Regions from separate parts of the Homo sapiens genome. Here region 1 is linked to region 2. Evidence: chromatin loops called from intact Hi-C (ENCODE). Cell type or tissue: PC-9. All regions are shown on one strand. Each heading gives the region's core, and the rest is flanking DNA. Links, peaks and the distances in the headings are about the cores only.

What was found. A loop is a pair of places that touch in the nucleus more often than their neighbours do. Peaks named below come from ENCODE experiments on the same cell type or tissue, not always from the same donor. Only the 100,000 strongest peaks of a DNase experiment are listed, where the experiment ranks them.
Region 1: it touches region 2 in a loop (2.6-fold over the local background); 5 of 110 quality-filtered maps call a loop at or near these places.

What each region holds. Positions count from the first base shown.
Region 1 is chr10:20,889,506-20,894,888 of GRCh38, forward strand. It overlaps NEBL (nebulette), which reads right to left. Exons shown (of 28, transcript NM_006393.3): 3 at 340-444. Among named protein-coding and RNA genes, the nearest start is that of NEBL, 5.1 kb to the right of the region's middle. In PC-9, for the core only: no CTCF peak of the experiment used is centred there; a DNase peak (open chromatin) is centred at 2,066.
Region 2 is chr10:20,991,020-20,996,402 of GRCh38, forward strand. It overlaps a transcript of NEBL not described here. Among named protein-coding and RNA genes, the nearest start is that of NEBL, 96 kb to the left of the region's middle. In PC-9, for the core only: no CTCF peak of the experiment used is centred there; a DNase peak (open chromatin) is centred at 2,452; H3K4me3 peaks cover 1,403 bases; H3K27ac peaks cover 1,676 bases.

The sequences.
Region 1 (5,383 bases), core at 98-5,097, 100 kb before region 2:
GGAAACAAAATAATGGAACTTCTAAAGTGAACTATTGTGCCAGTGCTTTTACTTATTTAATAAAAAGATGCCTTTTCAAGAGGAATCGTATATAAATAAGAAAGATTTAGAGTCAAAATATAGACATATATAATAAAATGTATGAAGCATACATAGTAAAATCTGTCAATCTATATGAGTTAAATGACAGCGCATCACATTAGATAATTATGTAGCTATTACTAACATTCAGTAGTGCTTTTGAAAATATTATTCTTCATCTCTTTAATGCACAGACTTTCATCTATATAATAAGAAAAAGATAAATGCAAGCCAGTTTGCAAGCTTTTGATACCTTACCTCAGAAATAAAAGCACCGATATTTTTTACATGGTTTAGCATAGGACTGTCAGTCACAAATGTACACTTATCCTTGGACTTTTTAAACTCTTCTTTATAACGGATCTAAAAAAGAGAATGATTTACATAAGAAGAGAAAAAGAAAAACAATTCTAATGGCCTTTTTTGAATGATAATTAGGTTGATAAAGTCCATTTACTGAAGTAAATACTCAAGTGTGAAAGGGACCTCAAAACAAGCCAAGTTAAATAAACGGCTATCCAGCACAGGATTGCAAAGATGATGAGGCATAGTGAGGAAAGACCATTCTTTAGATAAGCGAGGGTCCAGTTAAGCATCAACACCAGGCGTGCTGGCTACGGGTGATGGGTCCTGTTTACCCAGCCAGCCCAGTGCAATTAGCAAGCATGTGCCATCTCGCTCCTACAAGTGTCCTGGTGTTTTGTTGCTTTTAAGCCTTGACACATAAGCCTTTGGCCAAACAGAAACACAGCTGCCTACCTCAAGGTAGAAAATAAGTAGTCAGCATGACAGATGTGACCAATTAAGAAGTAGAGGCGAAATTAAATGGGGATCACTATTACCGTTATTACCTAGACATGCTTGATTAGAGGAAGAGGCTTAAATTGTGGCCAACGTGGGCTTCCTGTTACTAATTCCTCCCAATTTATGAGCACCCATAGGCTTCCCAATCCTCCTCCTGAGCGCAGAGAAGAACTGAACCTGCCCAGAAAGCTTGCTATGTGGTGGAGATCATTCCAGAAGGCCTTCTTGCTGGAGATCAGCAAGACAAAGCCCAGTGAGGCTTAGCTAAACCTGCTCATCTCTTCTCTGCAACTCACAAGTCAAATGACTCACTCTCTTCCCCTTTGGGGATAGGCCAGAATTGTTATGCCGGGGGAAGACCCGGGTGGATATTTGAGCCCAAAAGAAGTCAGGAAATGTGGAGAAGGACCTAAAGTATAATCACACTGTCACACTAATTGCTGCACAATCTGGAAACTGGGAAGGCAAAACTATGACTCATTGAGAAGATGCAGGTAATTTGCTAAAAGTTGTATCACTCTGTAATATGCTCGTGTTTATCCTCCCAAGACCATAAATACTTAAACTGAAAAAGTGTTCCTGTTTCAGATGATAAATTATATGTTCTCCCTAATTATAACCCAAAAGTGGAGCTGAATTGTATATACTACCTGGTTCTTAGAGGATGTGAATAATATTGATGTTATACACTAATGGTACATGGAGATTTTCCCATATGCAAGCCTGATTTGACGGGCATTACTTAACCTGTGGTAGAACTAGATACAGATTAAGTGAAGTTATTTCAAAATCCCATATTTCACTGCTGTGACTCTTGGATATCAGATGCCTACCACATTAAACATTTGCTTTATTCATGAAATCAACACGAGAACATATTTATCTTATCTGAGCACTAAATTACTTTTTTTTCTTCTCAGAGATTAGCCATAATTTTAGGTTCCTGCAAATCACCCTCCTCAGCCACTAGTAATTAAACTGTTAATGGCAGTATGATAAATAGTAGGCTATTTTGATCATATGGAGAAAAAAGTATCTCCGTTATATAATTAAGTGTGAGAGAAAATAGCCTATCATTAGGCTTAAGTTTGACTCATTATTTTTATCTTTTGCCACCATCTATTCCCCATCACATTCACATTCTTCACTGCAGTGGTATGTGCTTGTGGCTACAGCCTCCTGATAAAGTCTGACACATGCAGAACGTTCAGGACAGGAGGACTGGATAAGGGTGAGGTATTTACTTCTTCTGTTAGGCAGACAAATAGCTCAGTCTTAATTGTAGACTCTATTTTTTTTTCTTGGGTCTTTATTAAAAAGATACACATATTTGTATATTTTAAATGAAGGTGTATTTAAAATTTAAGATCCTTTACAATTGTACAATTCAAGAGAAATTGTACAATTTGTTAGAAGTCACACACAATCATGTGTGATTTCAAGTGAATTGTGCAATATGAATGACAATAAGCAAAGAATGTTAGATTTTTAAATACATAAGGAATATTTATATAAATATTAGATACATATTAGTAGCCTTCCTACACCAAGATAACAGGAAATGATCATTGAAAGGGAACTATATTGGTCAATGAAACAAATCTTAGGTAAAATAAAAATCACTGAATAGATTGCTATATTTTATTACAGCCATGTCTACATCTTACAATTTCGGGTTGACACCATCTATTGGATAGACTGGCCACTCCCATTATCTCCTATTAAAAGAGCCCAGATGGATTAATGAGAGCAGCCAGGCTCCTGCCCAGCCCCAGAGGACAAGCTGATCTAAACCAGGCATGGTCATGCCATCCAGTGTTTGGCCTGGGGAGCCACACTCTCTGTGACTTTAGTGGAAATCTTCCCAGAAGTGCTTCTAGTGTTTCTGGTACAAAGGGAGAGATGCTGCACAACCCTGTGACATTCTGTCTTCCACATTTTTCTTTCTCAATCAAAGGGAAGGCAGCAGCAATGATGTCATTACCAAGGAATAAGCCACCATACTAATGACGACAGAATAGAAGGAAAGGAGCCTGGGAGACTGATAACACCCATAGTACCCAGCCTGAACTACCTACCTCCGGGCTTTATATGTGGAGGCTGGGGAAACAAAAACCTACTTGTTAAGCCATTGTGTTAGAGTTTTCCTGTTTTTACAGTCATCTGCACTCCTACCGAATACACAACCCAACACCAAAAGACAAAAAGGGCAAAATTGATGACTTTATGATCATTAAGATGTCCCAAACATTGACCTTCTCTTTTGCCCTCACCCACAAATCCCACGTCTCCATTACAATTAGGATGAATTTAGTGCAGGGTCGCTTCCTCCTCCTGGCCAAGTTTGTTTGAATGAGTATGAGATTAGCTAAAGGCTGAAATCGGATGACAGACATGGAGATGTTTGCGGATCTTTCCTTTCACAAGAATTCTTAACTGAAAGTATCTGGAAAGGCTCTTCACAAGTGAAATCATACAAGTTAAATTCAATACACCCTGGAAGGAAAAACAATGGCTCCATCATTATTTAACTGGGCTGGACATAGCTAAGATCACTCTCCCAGGTTTTCTGATACCATCTAAGCTTTCTCTGGAGGAGTAACCACAGAATTTAATGTTTTTGGCATTGAAAGGATTTACCCACAACAACGTTCATTTGCCTGGAAAATATTCTTCCTGCTGCCATGCAGATGAACACCCTAAACAGCCTTGAACTAAACACTGAGAGGCTGCATGCAGATGTGGTCCACCTGCTCTGCAGAAGGCTCTTTCTGCCTAATCTACAAGAAACATACAAAAGATTCCCTTTTGCCCAATCTTTTTTATGACTCCCCATCAGAAGACTACTAGATCCAGGATTCTGAATGCTCAATAGAGAGGATAGGTTTAACTTATTCAAGGGATTGATTAGATAATGTTAGGTTAGACTAACAGGAATAAATATGACAGAGAGAATATCTGTGAAAATATATCTGAGAAAATAATAGTATTATGTGATTAACAGAAAAATAAAAGAGGCTGCCTCAGAAGACCAGCTGTTCTTCAAGACTGGGAAGTGAGTTGTGCAAAGAGGAACCCCATAATGTGGGTAGAGCAAGTGCAAAGCAGAAACTAGGTGGGGGGAGAAAGAGAAAGAAAGAAAAATGCCTTATACTGATGCCCAAAGTGAAGCCACTTGACCTGAAAAACGGACATTTCTCTCTATGGAGAATTCTAAGCAGTGCAGGCTTCCTAGGGCTGATCTCTAGGCCAATCTTGCTTAACATTTCTATAAAATTGTCTGACAAGGGGATGATATAGCAGTGTCTACAGGTCTGCTGACTCCAAGCTGTCTCAGTAAGGGAAACGGCAAACTGAGATGAACTTCAGAAGTTCTCAAAGGGCCAGGCAAGAGGGCAGAAAACTACAGATTAGATCTAGCCCTAGTGTGGTTAAAATAATTCAAACTATTATTTAAAGATGATGGGTCCTAAGCTATCAGCTACAGGTCAGAAATTAGGAATGAAATGGCTCTGATGGTCTACAGATTATCAAGCTGATCTAACAGCTTTCTGCAGCTCCCAAGTCTAAGAAACTCTTCATAGCATCATAAAGGGTGCTAGAAGCTAAGCAAAACATCATCCTGCTCTACACGTGATCTAGACCGTCCACATCTGTACCACTCTGCACAGTTCTGATTATTACATATTGGTTATTAAGGATATATGAAAGCTGGAAGAAGTCCAAAGAGTAACAATTAGGCTGCACCATGAAGAGAAGTCCATGAAACCATCCCTCTCATCTACAGAAACGAAGCAGGGCCAGCCCGGTGGCTCACACCTGTAATCCCAGCACTCTGGGAGAACGATGCAGGAGAATCACTTAAAGCCAAGAGCTTGAGACCAGCCTGGGCAACATAGTGAGACTCCATCTCTACGAAAAAGAAAATGAAAATTAGCCAGGCATGGTAGCACACACCTGTAGTCCTAGCCACTTGGAAGGCTAAGGCTGGAGAATCACTTGAGCCCAGGAAATTGAGACTGCAGTGAGCTGCAGTCACATGACAGAACTCCAGCCTGGGCAACAGAGTGAGACTCTGTCCAGAAAAATAAAAAAGAAGAAGGAAGGAAGGAAAAAAAGGAAGAAAGAAAAGAAGAGAAAAAGGAAAAAAATCTAAAAATTAAATAAGTATCTTAGCAAGTATAGAATTCTATTCGGAAGCAAAATGTGAATGTGTATACAGATATAAATTAAGCCAGAATAGGCCGGGCATGGTGGCTCACGCCTGTAATCCCAGCACTTTGGGAGGCCGAGGCGGGCAGATCACGAGGTCTGGAGATCGAGTCCATCCTAACTAACACGGTGAAACCCCGTCTCTACTAAAAAAAAAAAAAAAAAAATACAAAAAAATTAGCCGGGCTTAGTGGCAGGCGCCTGTGGTCCCGGCTACTCGGGTGGCTGAGGCAGGAGAATGGCGTGAACCCAGGAGGCGGAGCTTGCAGTGAGCCGAGATCGTGCC
Region 2 (5,383 bases), core at 181-5,180:
CCCTAACACATACTCTGACATTTGACAGCTTTTCTCTACAGGGACACAGGGGCTATAATTTAATAAACAAAACCTATAGAGAAGTATGAGATATTTCCACATTGGTTCATTTAACAATTTTCTCTGCAGCAAATGAAATGTTCTAGACTTCATTCCTATTTCCTAAATGGGGAATTGGCTCTCTGACTTAATGAAGAATGTATATAGGAGATTTTTTACAGTACATTTATAACTGTCAAGCCCTCAAAAAAAAAATGCTATTAGCTTGATGACAAAAAATGTTGAAAAATTATCTATAAATAGGTGGTTCTAAAGTTTGAAAATTTTTATGACAGTGTTATAAACACTGTCATATTGTGAAATTGACAATCAATTTAGTCACATTTATTATCATAAATTTTGAACAAAATTTAAATCAATTAGATTTTCATGGAAAAGATAAAATTTTCCCTGATATTTGCTTTTTGGGACTGTTTTAAAGAAAGTGCCCAGCTGACAAATGTATGCCTATAAAACCAGAGGTTCTACTGAGATTTTTAATTTGTTTATATAAATGCTCATTTTTCCTTTTTTTGTTTTGTTTTTAATTTTTTTAATTTTTTTCTATTTTTATATTCAGGGGTACCGGTGCAGTTTGTTACATGGGTATGTTTCATGATGCAGAGGTTTGGGCTTTTAATGACCTCATTGCCCAGGTAGTGAACATAGTACCCAATACTTTGTCAACCTTTGCTCCCTCCCTCCCTCCCCCCCTCCCCTTTTTGGAATCCCCAGTGTTTATTATTCCCATCTTTGTGTCCATATGTACTCAGCATTTAGCTCCCACTTACAGATGAGAACATGCAGTGTTTGGTTTTCTGTTCCCACATTAATTTGCTTAGGATAATGACCTCCAGCTGCATCCATGTTGCTACAAAGGACAAGACTGTATTCTTTTTTATGGCTGTGTACCATTCCACGGTGTATGTGTACCACATTTCTTTACACAATCCACCACTGAAACGAACCTAGGCTGATTCCATGTCTTTGCCATTGGGAATGGTGCTGTGATAAACATGAATGCAGGTATCTTTTTGGTAGGAATGCTAATCCTTATGTTTTTAAAAGTAATGAAATAAATTACATTTTCACTTTTTAAAAATTACTTTGCTAATTAGTAGTAATTAAACGTTGGTTTAAAAATAGATATTACAGATGTATATGAACATTTTTTATGTTTTATGACTATCTAGCATCTTTTGAATGCCATTCCTAAGTTTCATCAATTTTCCACATTTTAAGTCTTGCCTCTCACCAGGTTGAAGTTATAGATACTTTCTCAACCGCCCTTGCAGTTCAGACACAGGCATGTGACCTAGGCAGCATGAATTAGATGGACCCATAAGAGTCTTTAATTCCAAAGAGAACATGGGGAAGCAGGCACCATGCAGAATTCCTCTTTTGAGTGACGACAGAGGCTCCTGGGCTCAAGGGTGGCACAGGCCCCAGTGGCAGAGGTTCTAGGACCCAGAAACCCATGAGAGCAACAGGAGCTGTGACCTCTTATCAGCAGATTTAATAGGGTCCTTGCTGACGGTCACTATGCACTTTGAGAGCCCTATCCCTGACTGCTCAGCCTCCAGACCTAGCTCTCCTACCCTCGCCTTGAGCTGCCTTCCTTCCCTGAGCTACTTACTATCCTCTACTAAAATTTACTTTCTCCGTAGGCCAACTACAATGAAATCAGTCATTTGCAACTACAAAGTCTTTTTTTTTTTTTTTTTTTTTTTTTTTTTTGAGGCGGAGTCTCGCTCTGTCACCCAGGCTGGAGTGCAGTGGTGTGATCTCTGCTCACTGCAAGCTCCGCCTCCCAGGTTCATACCATTCTCCCACCTCAGCCTCCCCAGTAGCTGGGACTACAGGCGCCCGCCACCACACCCGGCTAATTTTGTTTTTGTATTTTTTTAGTAGAGACGGGGTTTCACTGTGTTAGCCAGGATGGTCTTGATCTCCTGACCTCATGATCTGCCCGCCTCGGCCTCCCAAAGTGCTGGGATTACAGTCGTGAGCCACCGCGCCTGGCCTGCAACTACAAAGTCTTTTAGGGAGTTTTTCAAAGTCTTTTTAAAACAATCGTGTCTACGTGACGTTTTAAAACATGTAAAATCCCAAAGAAAAAAGATTAAATAGGGGTGTCTAATTCTATTAATATTTAAGAGGATATATTCATGCAACCTCTGGTCATGAAAGTTTTGCTAGCAAAGGACATTACCACATTGCAGGCAAAAGATACCACTAAGTTATGAATGACGTTGATTTACTGGTAAGGTGAGAACAAGGATCTAAATGTAAAAGGAGCTTATTAATCCAAATGAAAATCTTACAAGGGCAGGGAATTTTTAACATATGTACACATATTAGCTATTTCCACAATTATACTGCATAGCAAACTAGCCCAAAAGTCAGTGGCTTACAATAATAGGCATTCACGCGTCTTGCTCATGAGTCACAGTCTACTTAGTTTTAGGTTTCAGGGTGGCTTTATTTCTGCTCCACATGTCTCCACACCCTGCTAGACGGCAGCTATACAGAACATGTTCTCACAATGGGTTGCAGGGATGCCATGGAAGCCCATCTAAGACCTCTGCTAGTATCATGTTTGTTCAAAGCCCATTGGCTGGCAAGAGTCACATGACCATGACCAACACCAATGGGGCAACAGTACCTTCTCTAATAGAAGATCTACAGAGTCACATGGCAAAGATGTGGGCATACGATTCAAAAAGGGGGAGGTGACGAAGGGAAGGAAAACACTTCGACAATTACAGAGGCACCTACTCCCTGATCTGGGGCACTGCCACCCTAACTAACTCTCTAAAGAATATAATACATTGGTTTATCACAGCTTAACAGGCTTTAGCCACCCATCGTCATCTCACCCAAGGGCACCGCACATTACTCATAAAGGTCAGACCAGCCCCTCACAATGTCAAATTAAACCACAGCCACATAAACAACTGCAGCCATCTCACAACAGAATCATCTCACAGCAGACAAAATAAAATGTTACATAACTCCAATTACTGAACCTCAGAATGCAAAGCGATTCTTCCCATCCCGTAATTTAAACTGTCTTTCAGTTCAGCCAGCTAAATCATGTTTTCTCACACTTTGAATTACGCTGACCTGAAAGGAATATACCTTTTCACTGAGTCATTTATTTTATGTCATACTTAATTGCTCTCTTTAGTCTCTCCATGTGTAGTCAATTTATCAGACAAAATGTATTTGAACTTGAAGCTGATTCCATATAAGAGAAGCTAGAGGCAAAGTACAGGGAAGCCAACTCCAGGGGGATCTTTCAATGAATTTCATCTATGAGATCCAAAAAGAGTAATTGCGTCTATAATATACATTAATTCAAGCCTCAAAAATCACTGCATTAATTAATGAATAAGATTCAAATGTAACTAATTCAACGTCTTTTTGCATTCAAAATCCAGACTCAAAGATAATTACTTCCATTGGCCGTAATATAAAAAGCCAACAGTTGACCCTTGAAGAATGCAGGCATTAAGGGCATTGACCCCCCCGTACACTCAAAAATCTGCATATAACATTTGGTCCCCCAAAAAACTTAACCACATATAGCCTGCTATTCACTGGAAGCTTTACTGATAACATAAACAGTCGATTAACACATAGTTAGTATGCTCTATATTATATACTGTGTTCTTACAATAAAGTAAGCTAGAGAAAAAATGTTATTAAGGAAATCATAAGGAAGAGAAAATACATTTACTATTCATTAAGTGGAAATGGACCATCACAAAGGTCTTCATCCTCATTGTCTTCATGTTGAGTGGGCTGAGGAGGAGGAGGTAGAGGGGGGGGTTGGTCTTGCTGTCTCAGGAGTGGCAGAGAGGGAAGAAAATCCACTTGTAAGTGAACCCATGCAGTTCAAACCCTTGTTGCTCAAGGGTCAACTGTAGTTATACCAAATTAACTTACAAAAGTAACTAAAAATGCTTACAAACACCTCTCCCAAAAGCCAACCACAGACATCCACATTGGGTTGGAGAAAACACGGAGGGCATGGGGACCCCCCTCACCTTTGAAGCAAAGTCTGAACGTCAGGACAGGGAAAAATGCCAAGGGAAAATGATCTTGAAAAGAAATGGTTATTCCCCTCTGAGAAATGTACAGCACCCCCCAGTCTCTGAGAACAGGAGCCCAGAGCTGACAGAGCCGGCATGCAGGGCAGACATCATAAAAAAATGATGTTTCCAGTCCCTGGGGGTGGGGACAGCAGCTAGTGCTGTTTTCTTGGGAAGGCAACAGATTAGCAATTGCAGCCGTGTGAAGGCGGCTGCTTGGTCACCTTTTCGGTGCAGGACAATCACTGTCATTTTTGTACAAAATGAGAGCTGCCACATACAAGGAAAAAGGGTCCCTGAGCATGAGGAAGGCCTAAAAAGTAAAGATCCTCCAGTTCAGTGTAATTATGAGGGGATTTGCAGCAGCACCGCACGCTGAGGAATACCAATGAGAAGCTCTATGGTAACCGAGCAGACAAATCTATCAGCAAGATAAATAGGAGGACGCTGGAGAAACGAAATGAACTCCCAACTTCACTGCTCTATATTTTTGTAAACTGTTGCTAATAAACCCTCCACATCAAAACATCCTTGAATTCCTTTTTAAATTTCCAAAACCTACTTTCAGGGTTTATTCTTGAGCAGTTTTCACACATGCTGAAGCTGACGCAGCTGTTGCCGAGCCACCTCTGCAGATGCTGCTCGGCTTGAAAATAATTATTTCTGAGTGGGGAAGGCCCGCTCTGAGCTAGATGTTGTGAGCAGCAATTCTTACTGCTGTACCCACCAACTTACCCTTTGTGGGACTAATTCTTTTTCCTTTACAGTTTATTATGAAAAAAAAAATCTGCACCTCCATACTTCCAATTTTAATCTTATAAAGGAAGAGTACCTTTTATAAGATTCCTTCTGTGGCCAGATTCCTTCACACAACTTATCTTCGCCAGCAAGGTTTAGAGAACAGCGCGTTCTGGCTCCTAACTCAGGCAATACTAATGGGGGTTCTCAGGTCAGACACAGCATAAACCAAAGAAGGCTGGAGACTTCTAGATGCTTCTTACAGCAAGTGAAACAAAATCGGTTAATGTGCCACTACGATGTGATACGCTTTCAAGGTTCTCCCATGTGAAGTTTTAGGAGAGGCCTTTTCCCCAGGGGGTAGGGCAAACTAACAAATTTTGGGGATATGATTTCCAGAATGCTTTTTTACTTGCAATTGCCATCCCACTCCCAAATGTAAGAATAACAGCTGTCATTTTCAACACTGATCAATGTCACTTTATAGACAGCGAAGTGAAAATGCAGAG